Linked DNA regions of Mus musculus: region 2 is linked to region 1. A link is a contact called in ENCODE POLR2A ChIA-PET data. All regions are on one chromosome and are shown on one strand. Each heading gives the region's core, a stretch centred on a gene start or an enhancer-like site at or near the end of the contact. The rest is flanking DNA. Distances are from core to core; before and after follow the strand shown.

Region 1 (3,983 bases), core at 881-3,380:
GAGAGCACCAGGTTTATACCTGATGTACAGAGACACCCACAGGTGAAACAATCATACACACACATACACACATCTGTGCAGTGGTGGCTCCTTTAATTCCAGAGGAAGCAGGGGGTGGGGGGAGGAATCTCAGTGAGTTCTGTGACAGTCAGGGCTATATAGTGAAACCCAGTCTGGGGGTGGAGGTGGGGTGAAATTGCCTTTTTTCATATTCTTTACTTCCTTTAAACTTTTAAAAATTAATTTCTAAGTATGTATGTATGTATGCTAAAGTGCACATGCCAAGGTCAGGAGAGAATTTGTGGAAGCTGGTTCTCTCTTTATACCACGGGGATTCTGGGAATAAAAACCAGGTCATCAGGCTTGCAGGCCAACATCTTTACCTATAAAGCCATTTCACCTGCCTTCCTGATTTTTTCTTCTCCCATTTCTTTGTCTTTTTTTTTTTTTTTTTTTTCCCCGAGACAGGGTTTCTCTGTATAGCCCTGGCTGTCCTGGAACTCACTTTGTAGACCAGGCTGGCCTCGAACTCAGTAATCCACCTGCCTCTGCCTCCCAAGTGCTGGGATTAAAGGCATGCGCTACCACCGCCTTGCTTCTTTGTCTTTTTTAGAGGCACGATCGTATCTTCGATCTCCAAGCGCTAGAATTCTGGATTACAGGTGTGCAACTGCACAGCCCAGCCGGCTAGGAAGTGCTGCTTTTCAAGTTACGTGTCCCTGGGATTAGATGCTAATTGATCTGGCATCTACAGTTAGAGATCAGGTTGGTAATATTGAACAATGTTTTCTAATAATACCCAACAATTGTTATAAATAGAAGTATTTCAACTAAGAGGCTCGATTTGGGTGGAACCTTGGAAGGCAGCGAATGGGTCTGGGAAAGGCGCTGAGCTGGAGCGAGGACATTCCGAGGCAGGCGTGGGCTTCCTGAGCCTGGGGCCAAGCCCTCCAGGAGTCTGGGGAGGGCCGGGACCGGAAGGTGGGGGCGTGTCAGAGGACGGAAGCTCACCCCTAAAACGTCCCCTCCCTTGCCCCAGACCACCACTCCCCCCCCATTGTAGAGCGCGCCCTCTGGCGGTGGAGCAAGTTTTATCCCGCCTTCCCCATGAATGAGAAGCTGCAGCCCGCTGCGCGCGAAGTCGGAAAGTAAGGTAGTGAAAGAGGCAAGACAGGACCTGGCAGCCACCACCAGACCTCTAATGGATATTCGGACCGCGCTGGCAGCCTGCCTCAGGGCCGCTGCTGTTCTGGCTTGCCTCCGCCCTTCCCTTCCTTCCCACTTGCTCTCTCTTCCTATGGCAGCCCCAAACATCCGAGGTACCTTGCGCACCTGCCTGTACCCTTCGCAATCTAATTTCCTAGCACCAGTCAGAGTTTGGGCCAGGCAGCCACCTGGGTAAAGACGGAGGGAGGAGGCTGGCGGGTGGTCAGAGTCAGCCCCAAGTTACTTGTGGGAAACAGTGGCTATGACGCAAGTTTCCAGGGGGCCCGGGTCGGCTCGAAAGGGAGCGCGCCAGAGTGGCTCTGCTCCGCTCCGTGCAGTGGCAATTATGAAAATGCAAAAGCCTGAAGCACACACCCAAAAGAGCCTTCCCTTTGCTGCTGCAGCCCCGCCCAGCGCGTCCTCCAGGATAGCGGTGCGCAAAGACCCCGCACTGGGCAGTCCTCACCGGACCCTGGACTGCACAGACTGGGATCCCGTGCGGTGGGGCTGGCCTTTTTTTTTTTTTTTTTTTTTTTTTTTTTCTTTTTAGCTACGCTTGCCAACCTGTCAGCTGATGGACCTCATCACCCATAGTGGCGCATGTAGCTGGGCCGCTGTTCACTCCATTCACATCGTGTCCCCCCACAGCCAGCTGTCGACCCCTGATTCCTGATCCCAGGGTTAAGTCTGCAGACCCATGTAGTAGTCGGTCCCAAGGAGCTTGCGCCCTTCTCGCCCCAGCATCCAGTCGCCCTGGGGGGGGCGCTGCAAATAGTCCTTTGTTTACATGCAATTCCTTACTCCGCGGAAGGAGGCCGGGGAGTGCTGAGTTTTCACCAGCTGTTTCCCGCCTTGAAACAGACATCTGATCAGCTGCAAACACACACACACACACACACACACACACACACACACATACACACGCCCGGGGAGGCAGGCTGGAGAGACCTCCCGCCCGCCCCTCCCGCCCGCCTCCCTCCCCTCGCCGCTGCTGCTGCTGCCGCCAGCATCTGGGACCGGCCGATTCTGCACCTCCGTCCGGCGCTGCCCTTTGATTCGGATTTCCATCTTGCATTCTCCGGCTGACCGCGAGACCTGGCTCGTGCACAGGAGGGGGGCCTATCGCTATGGAGTATTTCATGGTGCCCACTCAGAAGGTGCCCTCTTTGCAACATTTCAGGAAAACAGAGAAAGAAGTGATAGGAGGGCTCTGTAGGTGTGTACTGCTCCTCCCCCCAACCCCTTCTTCCCATTGCAGCCCCCGGCCAGCCCGCCCGGGCGGGTGCGCGTGTGCGCACGCATGGCTCGCGCCTCCGAGCTCGCTCGCCTTTCTTAGCTACTGGGTCCGCTGCAGTCTCTGGAACCCTGCTTGCGTTGCCTAGGGACCCTCTTCCCTTGGAACGTGGGGACCCCGAGAGGTTCTGTCCACTTTTGTCCGCTGCAGGCGGGCGAGTCGCGACGTTTGTAAATTGCAAACAGACCCACGTGGTGCTGCAGCAGTCCCGGCCATGCTTGCTGCTGGTGGCTTTCACCCAGCGCTTCCTCCTCCCCCCGCCAGCTTTGGCTTCCTTCCTTTTCCTTGCTTACTCGCGCTTTCTGGGAACCCTCTTCTAAGGAGGTCGTTTTGGGGGGGGCCCGGAGTGTGCGAGAGGACAGCTACAATGCTGCCATGCCGCGGTTCCAGGCTGCGGGGAGGGGGGGCGGGGAGCCGGGTGGTGTGAACGTTTGCAGAGAACAGGGCTGCAGCAGGGTTGGGGGCGTGCTCGCTCGAGGTTGCGAGGCGTACGTGGACCTTTAGTGGCCATGCTTCAAGCAGGGAAGTTGCGGTCCCCCACACGTTGGCAGTCACTAGTCGCACGTTCTCCGCCCGCGCTCGGGTGCTGTTTACTAGCGAGGCCTGGACGTGACTCTGCAGCCCTCTTGGAGTAGGCGGGCCTCTGCGCGCACGACCTCACGGGAGCTGTAGTTCTCTATGCCGGGTCGGTGCTGCATTGTGGGACTTGTAGGCGCTTCGGGGCCACGCTTTACTTGCACAAAGCTCGGCCGTAACCAACTAGGTGGGCTAAGCAGGCCAGGTGGGGAGGCCTTTTGATGAGGGTGCGTCTTAGGTTGCTTCAGGGCTCTAGTCTACTTCCTGTTGCATATGGGTCTGCAAACTTTGCTGTCCCACTTCTGTTCCTCAGTCATAAATGCAAAGCGTTGAATCTCCTGGTCGGGTGGGTGGTCGGAGGTCTCTCTTGAGATACCCCTTAGTGAGCTTGATCCTACCTAGGTTGCCCCAGATCCACTCGCTACTAAATCGCGATTGACCAGTGGCCGAATCTCTCTTAAACTCTTGTTAAATCGTCATGTCTGAGATTTCTATTGCCGGCCCTGGTATCTGCTCATTGAACCCTACAAGCCGGCTGGGTCCGGGCGGGGATGGTGGTGGTGCACGCAAGGAGAGGTTTCTCCAGCGCGCTTAAGTTTGAAACCGACGATCTCTTTCCTGCCTGCCGTGCTACTCTAGGAGCGTAATGGCTCCCCAGGGCTGGGGCCACGTGCTCCGACACCCCAGCCAGGCAGGGCTGGGGCTGGAGGAGGAGGAGCCCGCTGAGTGGCATAGGCTGGTTGGTAGACAGCAACGCCTGTGGGGCAGGTTGCTGCATAGGTATAAAATCCAGGTAGGGATCCCACTTTACTTTCAAGTTGAGAGCCAATACCTAGGGCCTGTTGGTGGGTCTAGCAGCTGGCAGCCCCCTCTAATCCCCCCCCCCCCAGCTGGCACTAAGATACGG
Region 2 (3,983 bases), core at 423-2,922, 80 kb before region 1:
TATAAGTCTTACAGTGTCTGAGAAGCCTCTTGTACTCTCTCTTCTCCCACCACTTCCAGAGAGTGGTCTCCAAACACTCTGCCACAGTAACCTTCTGCGTAGTGCCCTCTTTACCCACAGATCTCAGGTGGCTGTTCTGGTGTGCAACTCTGAGGCTTGGCAAGTTGGGGACAAGCAGCGTCTGTCCCCCTCCCTGGGCTGGCATGTGTGCTCCTAGGTCCTTTCCTCTCTGGATGGGAGATGCTAGATAATGGTCTGGAGGGAATCCAGTTGGGCTGCTCATTACCAGAGCCCTCTTCCTGCCTCTGACACTCTGTTTACAGAAGTTCCCCGGGGGCTGATTCCCCTGGGAGAGGACAGTAAACTCTAGGGACTACCCTCCCATCCCCCACCTGCCTGCTCCAGCTCATGCTAACAGCTGGGTCCATACTGGCCTTCACTGCCCATACCAATGTAGCCCCTCACAAGGCTCCAGCCCACCCACATCTCTGCTTTCCCAGCAGCCTAGGGGGAAGGGACCTTTTACCTTTTAGCCAGACCCTCTCCCCTAGGAACTCTTGACCCAGATAGGGAAGAAGGCTCTCTTGGTGCCTCTTCCTGGAGCATCACCTACTATTAATGCAAAAAACAAGCAAGGGAACTCCTGAGCCTTGGGTTTCTTCTACTGCAGAGGCTGCTTCTGGGATCCAATAGAAGCAGTCAATGACCCTGGTGTGGTAATCGTTAACGAATGGGGGTGAGGTAGTGTGGTTGGCACCAATCAGCTGGCCTGCCTGTGACCACAAGGAACCTAAGCAGTCCTCTGGCCCCAGAGCTGCAAGCTGGGGAACACAAAGGACTAGACTGGCTATAGGCCATTGGGTCTGCAGCCCAAGCAAAGCCCATTACTGGTAGAGATGAGATGCGCTGATACTGGAGCACTAAAGATTATGGTTAGCCAAAGTTCATCCCTCACCTGGGGGTACACCTATCAATCTCCCCATTCCCGGTCCTCTCCAGGCTTGCCTGTGTATTCGTGGCTTCTGCCATGTGTGACAAGGCCCAGAGGATCCCAAGCAACCATTCTGCACAAGGGCACCAGACTGTCTGACCCCCGTGAGGGAAAAGTAACCAGACTACGGCTGGGCCATCCCCTAAAAGAGGGTTGATTCATAAAACTGGTCACGCCAGAGGGCCCAGTCGTGGGAGGAGGAAGCAAGGGAGGGGGTGTTTATTTTGTCTACTCAGAGCCTCACGGGTAGGTTAGCCATGTACAAACGCACGCCCTGGCTCTCCCGAGGGTCAACGGAGGCCCCTGAACCCACTCAGGAAGGGGGGTGCAACTGGACGTTCCCGCCCAGGTAACCGCCCGAGGCGGGGATAAGCCCCTCGCTCCGGCAGTCGCAGTCCCACTGGAGAATGTGCTAGTGTGCTGTTCCAGTGTGATCAGCTCCGCCTGTCGCCCCCACCCTCGCCCCTAGACACTCACCAGGAGACGACTGCGGCTGAAGGAGCCAGGCGGTGCGGTCCAAGGCCTCAGTGGGGCCTCAGTCCTTCACCTCTGGCCGGTCCTGAGAGGTCCGGGGTCCCGGGATCCAGAGGCTGCTGCGTCCCGTCCCGGGCTGGGGTTTCCCAGCCCCGGTCTCTGGCTCCGGCTCCAGACTCGAAGTTGACTCGTAAGAGGCTGGTCTCTGCTTAAGATGTAGGAGTGGGTGGGACCGTCTGTACCGAGGGCGGGGCTTCCTCCAATTGGCTGAGGCGGGGTTTGACCAAGCCTATACACACCCACCTCCTCTGAATGGGTCATTGCACTAAGCAGGCCTAGTCTGCACCTAGATATACCTCCAGATCCCAGTGAGGAGTGATTTTATTAGGCTGGCTTAAGTCTATCTTTTGCTGTGTGACATTTGGACAGGCTCCTGCTTTTTAACTGAAAAATATCTGGTGACACAAATTCAAGAAGTGGACATTAGGGTCAGTAAAGAGCTGGAGAAGCAGAGGTAGATTGTAGGGGCCAGCAGGGATGATGGCTGAGTCCCCATGACCAACCCAGTCTGCCAAAACTGAGGATTTTTCATACAAATCTAGATTTTTTAGGCGTAATCTCACAATGTGTTTTTGTTGTTAGCTAATTCCAATTTCAAAAGCTAGAAAGGCCACATGAAGTGGTTCCAAGAGCCTCTTATATAAAATCTCTTAATGCTGGACTTGAGATCTTTGTAGCCATGACAGCATCCCTGGTCACCTTCCCCAGCTCTAAATGAGAGACTGGGACCTAGGAGCATATGTCAGCTCAAGCCCCTCAGTTACTGAAAGCTTCAAGACTAGAATATGCCTGGGATGGGAGGCAGGATTGGGGACGTCATCAGCAGTAGGAGGGACCTAGGTGTTTGTTGACAGCAGCCCTTGATTAAGCAGGAGGGTGCTGTGCCAGGGGCTGGTTCAGAAAAAATCCCCTGCCTTGTAGGATTCCAGGAAAATGGTCATCCTCTCCACCCCACCCCACCCCCATGGTTTGTGGTTAGAGTCAGGCCTCAGGGCCTTTGGGGACCCAACTCAGCTCCTGGATTTCACCATCATATCCCTTTCCCGCCGGGTCTGTATTGAAGGCCTTGTCTGGGTCACACTATCTGGAGGCTTATCTGGCCTCAGCTGGTACTTGTGTTGTAAAGGCAGGGCATCCACACCCCCACAATTGGGGGCAGGACTGACCCCAGGTGTTTCATTTGGCCTGTGTGGCAGGTTTGAAAGTTGGATGTCATTTCCAGAATTGAAAATTTGGGTGATTTCACATGACAATTAGTTTTCCGAGCTTGTCTTAAACAGGACGTCTTTGAAGGCTGGGTGGCAACTGTCCCCAGATTCACCAATCTTCTGGATGGCAGGCTCCTCAAGCCCCGAGTGTTGTAAGTCAGGTCTGTCATCCCAGCTGCTCTGAAGACTGAGGCAGGAGGATCACAAATTCAAGGTCAGCCTGAATAACTCCTTAAGACCTTTTTCAAAATAAAACTCTGAAGGTTTAACTCAGTGGTAGAGCACTTGAGATAAATAAGGCCCTAGATCAATATCCAGTACCAGCAAAACAGAGGGAATACACAAGTGCTCTGTGACTTCCAGTCAGACTGTCCCAAGCCACTTCCCATGAACCATGAGGCCTCTGAGGCCCCATCCTCCTAGAACTCACAGCTTCCAGTATATCCCATCTTGTCCAGTCTCTCATTGCTCTCCAGGTACCACCCAGGTCCCCACAAGGGAAGAGAGTGTGGGATGCTTTTGGCCCAGCCTGGATGGCAGTGACAGATCTATGGGATATATGGCATGAATGGAGGGGATAGCGGAGATGTTCAAGAGCTGCTGTCCCCCAGCAACACTATCCCTGTTCTTTCTTTCTTTCTTTTTTTTTTTAAGATTTATTTATTTATTATATGTGAGTACACTGTAGCTGTCTTCAGACACTCCAGAAGAGGGCATCAGATATCGTTACGGGATGGTTGTGAGCCACCATGTGGTTGCTGGGATTTGAACTCTGGACCTTCGGAAGAGCAGTCGGGTGCTCTTACCCACTGAGCCATCTCACCAGCCCCCCTGTTCTTTCACAGTATCATCACAGGGCACTTGGCAGGCTCATGACATTGTCAGACTGTAGTCACTTCTTACCATCTAGTAGGTGGCAACATCCTTAGTCTTCTAGTTAGGAATAGCTCCAGGCCTTTGCCTTTCCCCGACTTTGGATCTGGGGTAGACTCTGGACAGATGTCAGTGAAACCCTTCAAGGCGGTGACCATAGTGACCATAGCAGCAGCACAGGTATGGGCACAGTATCCCTTCCCGTCTGGCCTTCTGTCAAGTCAAAGTGTGTTCTGCATCCTGACCCAAACACAGCTTGGCTCTCTTCACAAGGCCTAGAGGCAGGCCTGTGCCAGGTGTTGGCTGTTAGTGCTGGATGCTGTGACCCCATTTCCCTGCCCATCCTAGGCAGTGGGCAGCTGGATGCTCCTGCCTAG

What was found. ChIA-PET counts read pairs that join two places held with the same protein, here RNA polymerase II (POLR2A).
Region 2: POLR2A ChIA-PET joins it to region 1 with 35 read pairs in Patski. The contact joins the promoter of Vasn here to the promoter of Tfap4 in region 1. POLR2A ChIA-PET finds 5 or more read pairs at or near these places in 3 of 5 experiments (Patski and embryonic stem cell).

What each region holds. Positions count from the first base shown.
Region 1 is chr16:4,557,867-4,561,849 of GRCm38, reverse strand. It overlaps Tfap4 (transcription factor AP4), which reads left to right and starts at 2,130. Exons shown (of 7, transcript NM_031182.2): 1 at 2,130-2,422. The coding sequence starts at 2,334.
Region 2 is chr16:4,637,634-4,641,616 of GRCm38, reverse strand. Vasn (vasorin) reads right to left here and starts at 1,672. Exons shown (of 2, transcript NM_139307.3): 1 at 1,469-1,672. All of the region lies in intron 9 of Coro7 (coronin 7), which reads left to right.